Regions from separate parts of the Homo sapiens genome. Here region 1 is linked to region 2. A link is an interaction called in ENCODE POLR2A ChIA-PET data of the cell type or tissue named here. Cell type or tissue: HepG2. All regions are shown on one strand. Links, peaks and the distances in the headings refer to the core of each region. The heading gives the core; the rest is flanking DNA.

Region 1 (4,376 bases), core at 150-4,149, 1.1 Mb after region 2:
GGAGGTGCGGGACGGTTGTCCCTGTGACAGTCCTGAGCGGGGAGCATCCCGATGGGATTCCGTTTGAGCGGCATGGCTTTGCGAGTTCTCTTCCTGCAGTGTGGCTAGACTGTCTCTCCCTACCTGAGGTTATTTACCTACTCACCTGTGTTTTCATGTCGGCGTTGTGAGTTTTCTTTTCCTTGTAGTCACTAATCTGTCCAGGATTAATTTTCATGTGTCACTCAAGGTGGCCTCTTTTCTCCCCCTGGGCTGAGTGGCTTGTCCATTGCCATGTCGGACTGCTCCCTGTGCCCATGGGTCTCCTCCTGGCCTTCGCTCCATCCTGTTTGGTGCCTCTGGTGCAAGACATCAGCCTCATCCTGTATTTCCTGTCCCAGGCCTGTCTCTTCCCGGAGGAGCCTTGGAATGGCATTTAGAGGAAAATGACTCTCGAGCAGTTTCGGCAGCGCTGGGGGTGCTGGTCATGCTGGTCACATTTTTAACACAGCACATTCTCCCCCTCCTGTAAATTCTGTGAAATTGTATTTTTATCTCTTCTCTTGCACAGAAAAGCTTAGATCCTAGTAACATAAACATATTTACTTACTTGGCTTCTGCTACCCTATACTTAAACACAGATTCAGAATTACAACAATAACATGAGAGTAAAGTTTAAGGTTTCTTTGCACTCTTTGTCTTTAGAATTTATTCTTTAAGGATGTTAGATCAGTACTGTGTTCAAAACTCCACTGAAATGATCCTTTTTTGTGTTGGTTATGTTACCAATTTGATACACAATTTAGTTATGTTTTGGTTTGTTTTCAATTTTACTTTTTTTGTTTCATTTTGTATTTTGAGGGTATAAAACATTTATGTGGTTCAAAATACACATACTCGCATGCATACACACATATATTCTTTTTCTCCTATTATAACTAATGTAGCATATACGCTAATTTTTACCTTGACATTTTTTCTTAATATAATCTGGAGATCATCTCTGGTAGCATTTTATTTTAATTGAAAAACTTGAAGTTTTATGTGTAGTACACTCAGGAAATTACTCTGAATAGTGATGCTTTTCTGCATAATTCAAGCACTAAAACTTAAAAAAAATAATTTTGGAAGGAAATAGTTTAAAAAATACATATATTTTTCTCTGCCAAGGCAAAAAGCATATAATAAGCACAAGTTAGCTCTGCCTGGGAATATTGGGCTGGAGACAGGGGAGGCTCAGTCTTAAGGGAAGGCCAGGCAGGGTGGTCTTTGCATTGGTGGGAGGCTGAAGCCTGGGTTAGCTAACGGGCCCTGCCTCTGTGTCTTCCCGTCCAGCCTGCAGTGGGCTTAGAAATACTTCCTGGAATTATGTGTAAACCAGGTACAGTCGCGCGCCACTTAGTGATGGGGATACATTCTAGAAACGCATCATTAGGCAATGTCATCGTTGTGCGAGCATCGTGGAATATACTAACACAAACCTGGATGGCACAGCCTGCTACACTCTTAGGCTGTGTGGTGCGGCCCCTGGCTCCTGGGCTGTAAACCTGCATGGCTTGTGACGTGTACAGTTGTAACACGATAGTGAGTTTGTGTATCTAAACATAGAAAAGGTACAGTAAAACTAGGGGATAAAAGATGAAAAATGGTGCATCTGTGTAGGGCACTCACCATGAATGGCGCTTGCAGGACTGGGTGTTGCTCTGCGGGAGTCTGAGAGGCCTGGGACATGACTGTGCTGCTGTAGGCTCTGGGGCACTCTATGCTTAGGGTATGCTTAGGGACTATGGAATTTATAAAAACACAGTTTTCTTTCTTCAGTAATAACCTTGACTTACTATAACTTTATAAACTTAACTTTTTCAAACTTTTTGACTCTTTTGTAGTAACACTTAGCTTAAAACACAAACACATTATACAGCTGTGCAAAAAAATACTTTCTTTGTATCCTTATTCTGTAAGCTCTGTCACCCAGGCTGGAGTGCAGTGACGCAATCATGGCTTACTGCAGCCTTGACCTCCTGGGCTCAGGAGATCCTCCCACCTCAGGCTCCCGGATAGCTGGAACTACAGGCAGGCGTGGCCACCATGCCGGGCTAATTTTTGTATTTTTTTGTAGGTTTCACCGTGTTGCCCAGACTGGTCTTGGACTCCTGGGCTCTAGCGATCTGCCTGTCTTAGCCTCCAGAAATGCTGGGTTTACAGACGTGTGCCACCACGCCCAGCGAGCTTTTTTCCATTTTTAAAATTATTTATTACTTTTTAAACTTACTTGTTAGAAACAAGACACAAGCACACGTTAGCCTAGGCCTACAGAGTCAGGATCATCCACATCACTGCCCTCCACCTCCAAGTCCCGTCTCCCTGCAGTCTTCAGGGGCAGTAACACACATGGAGCCGTCATCCCTATGATATCAGTACCTTCTTCTGGACTCTTCCTGAAGGACCTGCCTGAGGCTGCTTTACAGTTAACTGTAAGTTTTAATAAGTAGATGCAGTATATTTCTGAAACAGTGATGGGAAGTAGAATGTAGTGAATATGTAAACCAGTAACATTGTTGCTAATTATCATTGAAACAGGAGAGTTCCCTGACCCGCTCTGGGTACTTGCAACAGGGGCTGTGGCTCATTTGCTGGAAGGGGAGCGTGCAGGGGAGCGTGCAGACGGGCAGGTGCAGGAGCCCGGGTGAGCCCTTTTGGGCTCCCGCCCCACAGTAGCACCTAGGGGTAGATTACAATGAATGCTCTTTTAGCAGTTGCCATTCTCAGATGGCTAAGTGTTAACCAGCTCAGCAGAGAGTCAGGCGACAGCCTTTTTCCCCCTGCCCTCTCGGTACCCGAGTCCTTGTGCGGTGTCCAGGAAGAATCAGGTCACACGGACTTGAAGGATGGCATTTGTGGGGATTTTATTGAGTGATGGAGGTGGCCTTCAGTGAGATGGATGAGCTGGCAAGGGGATGGAGTGAGAAGATGATCTTCCTCTGGAGTTCAGCCGTCCCGCAGCCGATCTCCTCCTGGACGGTGCCCAGCCAAACCCCTCTCGACATTCAGACGCTCCTTCTCTTTTCTCCTTCTCTGCTGCGCCACTTTGCTCTCGTCAGTGGAGCTTGGGGTTTATATGGGCACCAGATAGGGGCGTGGCAGGCCAGATTAGTCTTGGAAAAGGCAACATTTGGGCGCGGAAACAGGAATGCCTGTTCCCATTTAGGGCTGCAGGTGTCCAGGCTTGAGGGTGGGGCCTTTGCTGGGAAATTGCCCTCTTCTACCCAGTATTTCCTTGCCTCCTGTCTGTATCATTAGCCAGTATTCTGTATGCTACAGAATTGTATGTGGGAGGGTTTTTTTTTTTTAGGAGATAGGGCCTCACTCTGTCACTCAGGCTGGAGTGCAGTGGTGCCTTGAACTCCTGGGCTCATGTGATCCTCCTGCCTTGGCCTCCCCTAAGTAGCTGCAACTACAGCCACTGTGCCTGGCTGATGTTTCAATTTTTTTTTTTTTTAGAGAGAAGGGCTCTTGCTTTGTTGCCCAGGCTGGTCTTAAACTCCTGGCCTGAGGCAGTCTTCCCATCTCACCCGCTCAAAGTGGTGAGCTACTGCACCTGGTCAGTGTGCCATACTTTTCTTTTTTCTTTTTTTTTTGAGATGGATTCTCGCTCTGTTGCCCAGGCTGGAGTGCAGTGGCGCAATTTCGGCTCACTGCAACCTCTGCCTCCCGGGTTCAAGCAATTCTCCTGTCTCAGCCTCCCAAGTAGCTGGGACTGCAGGCGTATGCTACCACGCCTGGCTGATTTTTTGTATTTTTAGTAGAGATGGGGTTTCACCCTGTTAGCCAGGATGGTCTTGATGGGACCAGCGTCATGTATGCCGTCTGTTATTGCCAGGAGCATCATGATGTGAGGCGTGGCTGTACGTGGAGGCTGACAGTTTGAGGGTAGGGGCTCTCCTTTAAATAGAGGTTAACATGCATAAAAATTCTTGGAGGGGACATAATTTATATACAATAAAATGTCCCCCTTGTAAGTGCACAGATTGAGGATGTCTACCCCCATTTCGTTCAGCCCCCCAGAGGGTCTGCTTGTGCCCTCTGCTGTCGGCCCACAGCCCTGGACGGGAAGGTGTTCTCTGGGCCGCCTCTCGCCGTCGGTGTGGATCTGTCCTTTGGAGCGCTCAGGTCGCTGAAACCCCAGTTGTGTGCTCCCTGGTGTCCGGCTTCCTACTCAGAGTACTTGGAGGGGCATCGTGTGCAACACGTGTCCACAGTTTGTTATTTTTATGGGGAATGGTTTCTGTTTGGATGTACGCTATACATTTGCCAGCTGAGGAGTCTGGCATGTTTCCAGTTTTTGGCTATTACGAATAAAGCTTCTTTTTGAACATTTGTGTTCAAGCCTTTGTGCG
Region 2 (4,376 bases), core at 132-4,131:
CCTGGGGCAGGGTGGATCGCCGCCCCTGGCAGACCTGTTCCCTCACCTGGCGGAGCACCTTCGTCCTTCCCACTTTACCTTTGGCGGAGGGCTCTCTGGCAGGCCGGGGTGGGTAAGGTGGAAGGCTGGGGGTCGCCCCCTTCCCTTGGGTCACCCTAGATTTTTGTACATCCCTAGAAGAACCCGGCCCCTCTTGGAGTCCTGAGTAGCGATCGGGGTCCCCGGCTCCCCACTTCCACCCCCGGTGTGCAGCGGCCCCCAGCCAGGCGGGCTGGGGGAAGGGCCGTCCAGGGCTTGGGGGCGGAGCCGGCCGGTAGGAGCCGCGCGGGAAGGGGAGCCCGCCTGCAGCCTCTGCCCCGCCCGCCCCGCAGAGTCCGCTCCGGTGGGGACCTTTTCGGTGGCCCCGCGAGCTTCGTAGGTTTCATAAAAGTCAACTTACTGCTGCCGGGCCCGGGCTGGGGTCTGTGCTTCCCCCGCTCCGCGGGGGCCTAGTCTCGCCTTGCCCGGCGCCTTCTCTCCGCCGCCGCCCACGCCGCCGCCTCTCCGGAGCACACGGATAATTTGTTTGTGGATTTGTTTATTTGCCAGCTCCGGGGACAGTGGGGGAGTGAAAAGGGGCGCGAAGGTGGGGGCGGCGGCGCTGCCGGGCCAGCTCGGGCTCCCGGTTCCCGGCGGCCGCCTCGGTGCGCACAAAGGCCGGCGCGCAGCGGGGCCGGCAACTTCGCTACGGGTCAGGTGGCTCCGGCGGGGGCGGGAGCGGGAGGAGGGGAGGAAACACGGGCCGAGACCCCCACCCCCTCCCCCTCCCTCTTGTCCGCCATCCGTGAAAGCCTCCGAATAGCGTGGGATTAAACAAATCAACAGAACCCGTGGAGAACCCCTCCCTTTCCGCTCCTTCTCCCTCGTCACCACCCGCTCCTCCTCTGCGGGAGGCCTGTCATTCCTCCAGAAAGAGGAAAGGCCGCGGCCCACATCTGGGAACAGCTGGCTCACCACCTCTTGACCCTTGACCCTCGCCTCCTTTGGAGTCTGCTGCAGACCACCCCCCACCCAGCCCCTGCAGCATGCGGAGGTGGGGAGGATGTGGAAGGCCAGATGGAGGTGCCCACAGTACAGATGTGGGTGGCAGAGGGGGTGGGGACCCTTGCCTCCCAGTGGCCCACAGCTTCCCAGTTCCAGCTGGGGTGGTCAAAGGAGCTCAGAGGCCCCCACCCAGTGCCTCACCCAGGGATGGCGGAGACTTCTGTCTGGCTCTGCAGCAAGGCCTGGGTCCCCCTCCCACCCAGCATCTGTGACTGTGACCCCAAACATCTCCCCTGTGGGTAAGGGGGCCTCCCATTCCTCCCACGCCAGGCTTAACCTCCAGAGGTGGGCAGATGCTTGGTGCCATGAGGAGCAGGGGCCCCCGAAGGCCCATCCCACCTAGCAGGGGCCCTCTTCCACCCCCAGGAGCTCCAGGGACACTGCCAGGCAGCTTGATCCCCAGGACTAGGGGGTGGGAGTGCAAACATGGCAACTGGCCCCACGCACAAACTCAGAGGCAAGGTGCAGGGAGCAGGGAGACTCCATCTGCAGGTGCTCCCTCCACACCTGTCCCCTGGGCTTGGGTCTGGACGAGGCCAGTCGTGGGGCCCCGTGCCTGGTGGGGAGAGGGAGGGCCTCTCCTGGTCTTGCTCCTCCTCACCCTTTGTAGCGGGTGGCAGGGACCCCGCCTGCCTGAGCGCTGAGGGTGGGAGTGCAGCAACCGACCACAAAGACCTCGATTGTCAGCCCGCCCAGGCGCACAATAGGGTGGGGATAGCACAGGGCCTGGGGCCTCCGCATGGAAATGAGGCCACGGCCCCTTTCTCTCTGCTCCCGGCCTGGCCCCCTCCTCCCTGGCCCCAGTGAGAAGGAATACATAGACCTTGGACTGACCGTCCCAGAGGCGGAACTCCTTGTGGGTCCCGCCAGAGCTACTGGGCTGAGAGCTGGGCAGAATAGAGGCCAGGTAAGCACTGCGCCTGGGCGGGCAGGGAGGCGGGAGCCAGTGTGGAGCGAGGGGAGCTGGGTGCCTGGCCCATGGCGGGAATAGGCCTTTTGTTCCCCAGGGGCCAATATTTCAGCCTGAGGTGCGAACCTGGCCAGTCCCAGCCTCCCTGGCCATGCACTGTTGCTGGGGAATTGGGGATATGGAGCCTGGGCCAGCAGCCCCCGGCCCCCGCCCCTTGCCCAGGGCTGGCCCCCTCTACAGGGCGCCTCTTGGCTTTGGGCAGCTGCCTCCTTCCCATTGCCTCCAAGCCTAGCCTAGGGTCCTAGAGGGTGTGTTGCGGGGAGGGTAGGGAGGCTGGCCCCTGCTGGCCCCACCTAGGGATCTTGGTGTCAGCAAATTACCCTGGAGGAGTGAGGGGTGAGCAGCTTGCCCCAGCACTGCTCTCTTCTCTAGAAAGATGGAGGAGTTTGAGAGCAGGAGCTTCGAGAAGGCTCTGGGGCCTTGTGGCCTCGACTCCTCCAGCGGGAACCCCTCCTGCTTGGCTTTGGGGCCACCCCAGGCATGCAGCAGGACACCCATTTAGGGCACTTTCCTTTTGAACCTGGGCCTCAGGACCACCCAGAACAGACCTACGCAGAGCTGGGGCAGGGTCTCTCCCAGCCCTGGGTCCCCCTCCATGGGACCCAGCAAAGTTGGATGCGGCCAGCGTGGCCACAGGGTGAGGGCTCTTTGTCCCTGAGTCCACATGGGGTGGGGACTCTGTGTGGCCTCCTCAGTTACAGCCTGACCTCTAAGTGGGAGCAGGCGGCATCTGACAGGGCGCCCTCTCCTTCCTCAGGCCCTCAGGTGTCCCCCATGGAGCCCCCTCCTGGTCACAAGGGCGGGACTTGGCTCAATGCCCCTCCCCCTATGTTCTCAGCGGCCCCAGCACTCAGGACCCCACCAGAGGGAGCTCCACCACAGAGGCGCTTGTGGGGCCCAGCTGGCCCAGGCACCAATCCTCCAAAGGTGGAGCTCCCTCAGAAGTGGCTTGGCTCGGGGTGCAGAGAACAAGGCCATCCTTGGCTGGGCTGACAGCTGCTGGATGGCCTGCAGCTCATGGTCCCGGGGTAGGGCTGGAACGGCCCTTGTTCTGTCCCTCCCTCCAGGACACATCTGCCAGTCCTTTCTCAGGGTTCAGGTCCCCATCACTCTCTCAGCACCTGCCCCTGGGTCTCTGTGTCTCTCCCCTGGTCTCTGTCTCTTTCCTGTCTCTGAGTCTCTCCCCTGGTCTCTGTGTTTTTGCCAGTCTCTGTGTCTCTCCCGTGTCTCTGTGTCTCTCCCCCTGGTCTCTGTGTCCCCCCCAGTCTCTGTGCCCCCCCCTGGTTTCTGTGTCTCTCCCCTGGTCTCTGTGTCTCTCCCCTGGTCACTGTCTCTCCCCTGGTCTCTGTCTCTCCCCGGTCTCTGTCTCTCCCCTGTCTCTGTGTCTCCCCTGGTTTCTGTGTCTCTCCCCTCGTCTCTTTCTCTCTCCTGTCTCTGAGTCTCTCCCATGTCTCTGTGTCTCTCCTGTGTCTCTGTGTCTCTCTCCCTGGTCTCTGTCCTCCCAGTCTCTGTGTCTCCCCCCGTCTCTGTCTCTTTCCTGGTCTCTGTGTCTCTCCCCTGGTCTCTGTCTCCCCCTGTCTCTGTGTCTTTCCCCTGGTCTCTGTCTCTCTCTTTGGTCTCTGTGTCTCTCCCTTGGTCTCTGTGTCTCTCCCCGGTCTCTGTCTCTCCCCTGGTCTCTGTCTCTCCCCTGGTCACTGTCTCTTCCCTGGTCTCTGTCTCTCCCCTGGTCGCTGTCTCTTCCCTGGTCTCTGTCTCTGTCTCTCCCCGGTCTCTGTGTCTCCCCTGTCTCTGCATCTCTCCTTCTGGCCTCTATGATTCTCCTCATCTCTGAATGTCTCTCCCATAGGTCTATGTGTTGCCATCTCGCCTTTTCTTGGTTCTCTCTCATCGCTGCACCATCTTCCTCCTCAACTTCCTCTTGCTCATCTCCATCTCTTTCCATTTACCTCTCAGGAATGACTCCAGCAAGAAAGGAGGGCCATCAAAGGGACTTCTCAGGCTGCTGTCTGCTTTTAGGGACATGGGTATTCTCTTACCTCACTCTTGGGGGATGCCCCCTCCACCGCTAAGTCAAATGCCACAGGAGTGTGCCATGCTGGGAAGAAACTGGAGCGTCCACCCCAGGCCATTGCCCTAGGGCCGCCTACCTCCCTGTGTAACTGGGGCCAGGCATCTAGGGGCAGGGGAGGAGAGGACAAGCCCAAGGAAGGATGGGCTTAAGAAATGGGAGGGATTCCTGGGGCTGAGCAGAACAGCAGCCCACCAGGCAGAATGCACCCCTCCTGTCTGACCAGTGCAGACCCTCCAGGGAGGGGGCATGAGA

What was found. ChIA-PET counts read pairs that join two places held together with the same protein. Peaks named below come from ENCODE experiments on the same cell type or tissue, not always from the same donor. Only the 100,000 strongest peaks of a DNase experiment are listed, where the experiment ranks them.
Region 1: POLR2A ChIA-PET joins it to region 2 with 7 read pairs; 1 of 35 experiments calls an interaction of 5 or more read pairs at or near these places.

What each region holds. Positions count from the first base shown.
Region 1 is chr20:62,040,870-62,045,245 of GRCh38, reverse strand. All of the region lies in intron 1 of TAF4 (TATA-box binding protein associated factor 4), which reads left to right. Among named protein-coding and RNA genes, the nearest start is that of MIR3195, 22 kb to the left of the region's middle. In HepG2, for the core only: no CTCF peak of the experiment used is centred there; DNase peaks (open chromatin) are centred at 1,695 and 1,995; H3K4me3 peaks cover 1,494 bases.
Region 2 is chr20:63,171,455-63,175,830 of GRCh38, reverse strand. No RefSeq gene overlaps it. Among named protein-coding and RNA genes, the nearest start is that of MIR124-3, 4.9 kb to the left of the region's middle. RefSeq lists enhancers at 985-1,559, 2,136-2,710, 2,711-3,287. In HepG2, for the core only: a CTCF peak has its summit at 2,915 (motif pointing right); DNase peaks (open chromatin) are centred at 1,850 and 2,910; H3K27me3 peaks cover 3,957 bases.